Regions from separate parts of the Homo sapiens genome. Here region 2 is linked to region 1. The links are chromatin contacts, found by Hi-C in ENCODE. All regions are on one chromosome and are shown on one strand. The core of a region is the stretch at or near the end of the contact, and the rest is flanking DNA. Distances in the headings are between cores, read along the strand shown. Region 1 holds the start of PCNX3 (pecanex 3). Region 2 holds the start of TMEM134 (transmembrane protein 134).

Region 1 (3,188 bases), core at 452-2,951:
GCCCCCGCCAAGTGTAAGGTGGGGCCTTCAGGGGCAGCGCCTCAACTCCGGTTGGGTCTTTTTGCGCAGGGGGTGGAGGGAGCGTCCGCAGTTGGGCCGAGACTGCCTGTTCCTGGCCCCGTCTCCTTTGGCCCCGACGGCTCCGACCCCGCTCCCTTCTTCCTCCTCCCTTTGTACTTTGGCCCCGGGGGCGGGAGGCAGAGGTGGAGGGTGGAGTTTCACTTTTTTCCGCTCTTCTCCCTCCTGCAGGAAACAGCATCAGATGACGCGGGCGGCCTGCACCGCTCCCCTCCCAGAGGCTCCAGGCGGGGAGTTCCCGGGTAGGCGGGCCAGGAGAGGCAGAGAGGGAAAGGGCAGAACCAGATCCCCCATCACAGCAGGCTTTTGAGATCTAGAAAGAAAAGCCCCCAGCTGCGTGCTCTGCTGCCTAGGGTGGAGGTTGGTCTCTGCTAAGGATGGGCCATCTCTGCCCTCTGCATCCGCATCGGCGGCAGCAAAACGGGGTTACAGAACCACACTTGGGAAGGGGGTGAACCCGAGTCTGGTCTTGGCTGCGAAGTTGTGGGACTGTGCGATCCATCGATTCTGAGCCTCATTATTTTCTTTCTTTTTTCTTCTTTTGAGACGGAGTCTTGCTCTGTCGCCCAGGCTGGTATGCAATGGCGCAGTCTAAGCTCACTGCAACCTCCGCCTCCCGGGTTCAAGAGATTCTCCTGCCTCAGCCTCCCGAGTAGCTGGGACTACCGGCGCGTGGCACCACGGCCGGCTAATTTTTGTATTTTTAGTGGAGACGGGTTTCACCATGTTGGCCATGCTGGTCTCAAACCCCTGACCTCGTGATCCTCCCGCCTCGGCCTCCCAAAGTGTTGGGATTACAGGCGTGAGCCACCGCGCCCGGCCATTCTTTTCATATATGATATGAGGACGAGAAAGCTCTGCCTCGTAGAGCTAGTTGGATGGGGTGGGGAAGACTGGAGGACAGACGGAACTGGCTGCACCTCAAGCTCTTGGAGTGGATTGCCTAAGGCTCTCTTCTTCTCCTCACCTGGGAAACAATCCGCTTCTTCATATCCCTTCCCCATTGGCAGAAACCTGAGACTTGTCCAGAACTTTGCCCAGGATTGGATTCAGAATAGCTGAGTCGCCCTCACAACTTCTGGATAGGGCTGCCCCAATTGCTTTGAGCCTGTCACTTTAAGAAAGACGACGCTATCCTATTTCGACTATTCCTGCCTGTTACGGAAGGTTGTTCTCTACACCCTAGGTCTGAGCTCTGACCCGGAAGTAGACGCCGCTGGGAGCGAAATCGGTCGTGACGTACGAGGTCCAGCATTAAAGGGGGCGGGCCGAGAGGGGCGTGCTTCGGTAGTGCAGAACTCTCGCTGCTACTAGGGGAGTCCACGCCTCCACCTTTTCCCCGCCTCCTGTAACTCATTGGAAGAGCTGTGCGCCAATTACTTTGCCGTTACCCAATGGCTACTCAACTGTCTCTTTGGTTCCGCCCAGTCGTCTACCCTGGGTTGGCAACGCCTGGGTCTACGCATGCGCCCAAACGCTTTTACGCTCGAACTTGCTTTAGTCCTGGAGTCTGCGCACGCCCAAAGGGCACCCCTCGCGTCCTACCGCGCCATCACCTTTCTGCGCTTGCGCATTCATGCCGTCAAGTTTTCCTTTTCCGGGTCCCAATTGGAATCGTTGGGCGCATGCGCCACTGCAGGCTGGCGGTTCGCGGCTCCTTCTTCCGGCCTCCTCCTTAGGCCGGCACCAGCAGAAGCCGGGCGAGCGCGGAGCCCCAAGCAAGTGACCTGCGACCCCGAAAGTGGACCCCAGATCCTGGGGTTCTCCCTGGTCCGGAGACTAGGGAGCTGTCGCCTGCACCCCGGGAGCACCCACCCCACGACCACCTCTGGATGCCGCCGACGGGTACCCGGCCCGTGCCCCGCGCCTGCCTGCCGGCTCGGCCCCTCGGAGCAATTCTGGGCCAGGAGTGGGGACCCGGACCCCGCCCCTGATGCAGCCCCACCCCCGCGTCCGGGCCTTGCACCACTGACTGTCCCGGCCGGCCCCGCCCCCTGCTCGCACCCTCGCGCGGCCGAGCCCCCCTCCCCCGCTGGGGGAGGCCATGGCGTGAGCGTGAGGCCGGGCCCCGGGGCCCTCAGGCGCCAGACGGGGCATGGGCCGGGGGCCGCCCCCATGAGGGTCCCGGGAGGGGGGGCGCGGGCAGCAGCGGCGGGGCCATGGGGTCGCAGGTGTTGCAGATCCTGCGCCAGGGGGTGTGGGCCTCGCTCACCGGCGGTTGGTTCTTCGACCCGCACCAGAGCACCTTCTCCAACTGCTTCCACCTCTATGTCTGGATCTTCCTGCTCATCTTTCCCTTCTTACTGTACATGGTGAGACGCCACGGCCACCTGTAACTCCAGCCGGGAGAGGGAGGGCAGCCTGGCAGGGATTCAGGGCAGTGCCCTGGGCTCTGGGACGTGGAGAGAGAGGAATCACTGCAGAGTTTGGGTCTGTGTGGAAGAGGGGCCAAAGTCTTCCTTTCTTGGATCGAGTGACCTTGAACCCTACACTTAATCTCATCCAGCTAAGCAGAATACAGAGCCCTTTGTCGAGGTCTGTGTACTGGTTGTGTGGAGAGGTGATGAAATTTTCTTGTGAGTCTGTGAATCCCAGCTATGATGTTGATGGCAGGTACATCCTGTGGGGGCGAGGCTTTGTGAAAAGGGACCTGGCTTACTTTCATCTTCAGGTCCTGCCTCCCAGCTTGATGGTGGCCGGCGTGTACTGCCTCGTGGTGGCTGTCATCTTTGCTACTATCAAGACTGTCAATTATCGGCTTCATGCCATGTTTGACCAGGGCGAGATCGTGGAGAAGCGCAGCTCTACCATGGGGGAGCTGGAGGAAGAGCCTGCCCAGGGGGACAGCAATCCACCCAGGTGGGTGGGGTAGGGGCTGTGCTGGGGATTGAGGGTTTTTGGTGCCTGGGCCGGAACCTTGCAGGGTGGAGTAGGGGCTTAGGGAACATTGGCTCTCTGAGTGATTGTGAACACTTGTCCTGTGTTAGCCCTGGAATTGTAAAGTGACTTCTGAAAAAGAAGCAGTGACAAAGATGGGAGGAAGTAGCATACACAGAGGAGAGGTTAGCTCAAAGCTGCTGCTCTTTTTCACCGCCAGGGACCCCGGAGTG
Region 2 (3,188 bases), core at 1-2,500, 1.9 Mb after region 1:
AGGGTTGGGTCCCCACCTGGCCCTAACCTGGTGCCGACTCCCCCATCCGGCTCCGGAGAGGCCTGGGCTCCATCCTCATCGTTCTCCAGGTTCTGTTGCAGAACACAGGTCTCAGGGGGGTTGCTGGGCTGGGGCCCTTCCTCACTCCCTCCCGGGAAGAGAAAAGCAGGCCTACACAACCATTTGCCTGGCCGCCTGGCAGCTGTTCACCTGGCCCTCTGCCCTCCCCGCAGAACGGGTTTGGTGATTCACAGAAACCAGGTAGGAGGTGGGTGGATGCCAGGGCTTTGGGGAGCAGGAGCCTGCATAGATCCCAGGGAAAGGAGAGCTCCCAACTTTGGGTTAGGGTGGAGCTCTCATTCAGTGGCCTAGAATGGGAGCTTGGGAATTGGGGTGCCAGGAAAGGCCAGGCCCAGAGTTCCCAGGTTCAAGGCACAGGGTTCTGGTCCAGGTCTCCAAGAAAAGCAGCCTAGGGTTGGTGGAGGTTTTCTGGGAAAATGGGTTTTTCTGGTTTAGTGGGAGCCAAAGGGTGGGCAAGGACTGGTCATGTGAGAGGAGCTCCAGCTCTTAGGGGTGGTGGTGGGATTAGGGAGAGGGCTTTCAGAATAGAGAAAGGCGTGCGGGTTCCCATCAGCTTAGCTGGCCTGGGGCACAGGGGATGCTCCTGCGTGTGGGGCAAGGTCTGGTTCAGATACAGAGGAGCTCCCCCAACCCAGCGGGGGCCAGGTGCGAGTAGCCAGGATGAGTGGGGAATCCGGTTGGGTTCCCCAGCTGGAGCTGAGGGATGAGCTCCCGGGCCCGGGCACTGGGCTCTTCCCGGCTGGCTGGGGCCCGGTATGGGAACCGGGAGGGCCTGGGCAGGGCTCTGGATCAAGAGTCACGTCCGCGGGGCGGGGGGGCGGTCTCGCGCTTCAGCTGGGGCCTCTAGGCAGATGCTTCCCCGAGTTGAGGCCTTTGGGGCCCGGCCTGGGGTCCCGTCCGGCCGGGGGCAGGGGGTTAGGTGGGCCGGGCGGTTCACCTGGTAGCGCAGCCGGGACTGCTTGTCCTCGTCAGCCACCTCGAACCGGGCCCGACGCTCGAAGTGCAGCGGCCCAAAGCGCGCGACCCCGCTGGACTCGGGCCCAGGGCCCCCGTCCTCCAGGGACAGCTCGAAGGCATCATCAATGCTGAACTGGGGCCGGGCGGCGCTCATGGCCCCGGCCCGCTCAGGCGCCGTGCGCCGCCGCCATCTGCGCCCACACACCCAGCGTCGCCGCTGCCCCGCCCCCGCATGCCCCGCCCCTCCGACCCTGGCTCCGCCCCACGCGCCGGTCCCGCCCCCGTCCGCCCTAAGCAGGCCAGAGTTGCCGAGCCCTGAGCGGGCTGATGGGTGGGAGCCTCTTCCAGACGGAGCGCGCCCGCCCCGTGACGCCACTCAGTGGCCGCCATGGCAAGCGACAGCCCGTGCCGGGCTCGGACACATCCCCCAGGCGTGTATGTGCGGGGGCTTGGAGGGGCTTCCACGCCCCAACCTCCAGGTCCCTGACAGGGCCTTTTGCACCGCAGCCTGTTCCTCGAGTGCCAAGGAGACTCCTGGGAACTGTTTCCCCACCTTACTCACAACAGCCCCGCACCGGAGGGGTGCTCTCCCCATTTTTGCAAATGTGGAAACCGAGGCTCAGAGAGCTTATGTGTCTTCCAATTTCCAGTCAGTCTCCACGCAGCAGCCGAAGTGATCTTTTAAAACAAATCTTTTTATCTGCGTGTGTTATTCTGAAAACCCTTTTTAAAAATTTTGCTGCTGGCCTGGCTCGGTGGCTCACTCCTGTAATCCCAGCACTTTGGGAGGCCGAGGCGGGTGGATCACTTGAGGTCAGGAGTTCAAGACCAGCCTGGCCAAAAGGCGAAACCCCGTCTTTACTAAAAATACAAAAATTAGCCGGGCGTGGTAGTGCATGCCTATAGTCCCAGCTACTTGGGAGGCTGAGGCAGAAGAATTGCTTGAACCCGGGAGGCAGATGTTGCAGTGAGCCGAGATTGAGCCACTGCACTCCAGCCTGGGCGACAGAGCAAGACTCCGTCTCAAAAAACAAAACAAAACAAACAAAAAAACCTTCCCTTGGTTTTCCATTGCACTTAGAATAAAATCTGAACTCTTGGCAGGGCACGGTGGCTCACACTTTGGGAGGCCAAGGAGAGTGGATCACTTGAGGTCAGGAGTTTGAGACCAGCCTGGCCAACATGGTGAAACCCAGTCTCTACTAAAAATACAAAAATTAGCTGGGCACGGTGACCAGTGCCTGTAATCCCAGCTACTTGGGAGGCTGAGGCAGGAGAATCGCTTGTACCCTGGAGGCAGAGGTTGTAGTGAGTGGAGATCACACCACTGCACTCCAGCCTGGGCAACAGAGCAAGACTCCATAAAAAAAAAATGAACCGTGGTGGGGGGCGGTGGGGGTGGAAGAGCAGAAGTACTCTATGAATTAGGTGGACCTGGTTTCAAATCCCCATTCTACCACTTGTAAGTACTTGGGACTTTGGCAAACCCCTCATTCATTTCTGCCACAAGTATTTATTAAGCATCTATTTAGGGCCAAACACTGTTTTGGGCACTATAGATACAGTGGTGAATAAAACAGTGCAAAATGAGACAGTTTCAAGTGCTGTGTGATGCAAAACTGACTTTAGATTTCGTACTCAAAGATGACCTTTCCAAGAGGTGACATTTGAGCAGGAATGCCGATGATGAAGGAGCCAGCTGTGAGAAAAGCAAGGTTCAGTGTTTTCCTGGCACCAGGGAACAGCACGTTCAAAGGCCAGGAGGTGGGAAGGAGCTTGGCCTGTGGAGGAAGAATGTGAGAAAACCAGTGTGGCTGAGCAGCAAGGAAAGGGGCAGGCCGACTTGATGAGCCTGGGAGGAGTAGATGGGCCCCAGAGCCTTGAGAGCTTTATGGACCTTAGTCAAGAGTTCTTTTTTGTTTTTGTTTTTTTCGACACAGGGTCTCGCTCTGTTGCCCAAGCTGGAGTGCGATCTCAGCTCACTGCAACCTCCACCTCCTGGGTTCAAGTGATTCTCCTGCCTCAGCCTCCCGAGGAGGCTGGGATTACAGGCATGAGCCACAGTGCCCTGCCTTATTATTATTATTATTATTATTATTATTTTTGAGACAGAGTCTCGCACCGTCACCCGGGCTGGAGTGCAGTGGCAA

What was found. A loop is a pair of places that touch in the nucleus more often than their neighbours do. Pooled maps may share reads with other maps.
Region 2: a loop to region 1 is called in a map of CD8-positive, alpha-beta T cell, with 23 times the contacts of the local background. The contact joins the promoter of TMEM134 here to the promoter of PCNX3 in region 1. A Hi-C loop is called at or near these places in 1 of 168 maps with a recorded cell type or tissue (CD8-positive, alpha-beta T cell), 3 of 37 single-sample maps with no recorded cell type and 10 of 50 pooled maps.

Annotation. Positions count from the first base shown.
Region 1 is chr11:65,614,075-65,617,262 of GRCh38, forward strand. It overlaps PCNX3 (pecanex 3), which reads left to right and starts at 1,702. Exons shown (of 35, transcript NM_032223.4): 1 at 1,702-2,390; 2 at 2,750-2,937; 3 at 3,176-3,188. The coding sequence starts at 2,238. It overlaps MAP3K11 (mitogen-activated protein kinase kinase kinase 11), which reads right to left and starts at 147. Exons shown (of 10, transcript NM_002419.4): 1 at 1-147. RefSeq lists enhancers at 187-616, 358-1,244, 1,127-1,176, 1,237-1,326, 1,607-1,756 and 1 more and a silencer at 1,947-2,196.
Region 2 is chr11:67,468,001-67,471,188 of GRCh38, forward strand. It overlaps TMEM134 (transmembrane protein 134), which reads right to left and starts at 1,251. Exons shown (of 7, transcript NM_025124.4): 1 at 1,019-1,251; 2 at 28-92. The coding sequence starts at 1,192. RefSeq lists silencers at 836-975, 1,186-1,325 and enhancers at 863-1,487, 1,476-1,655.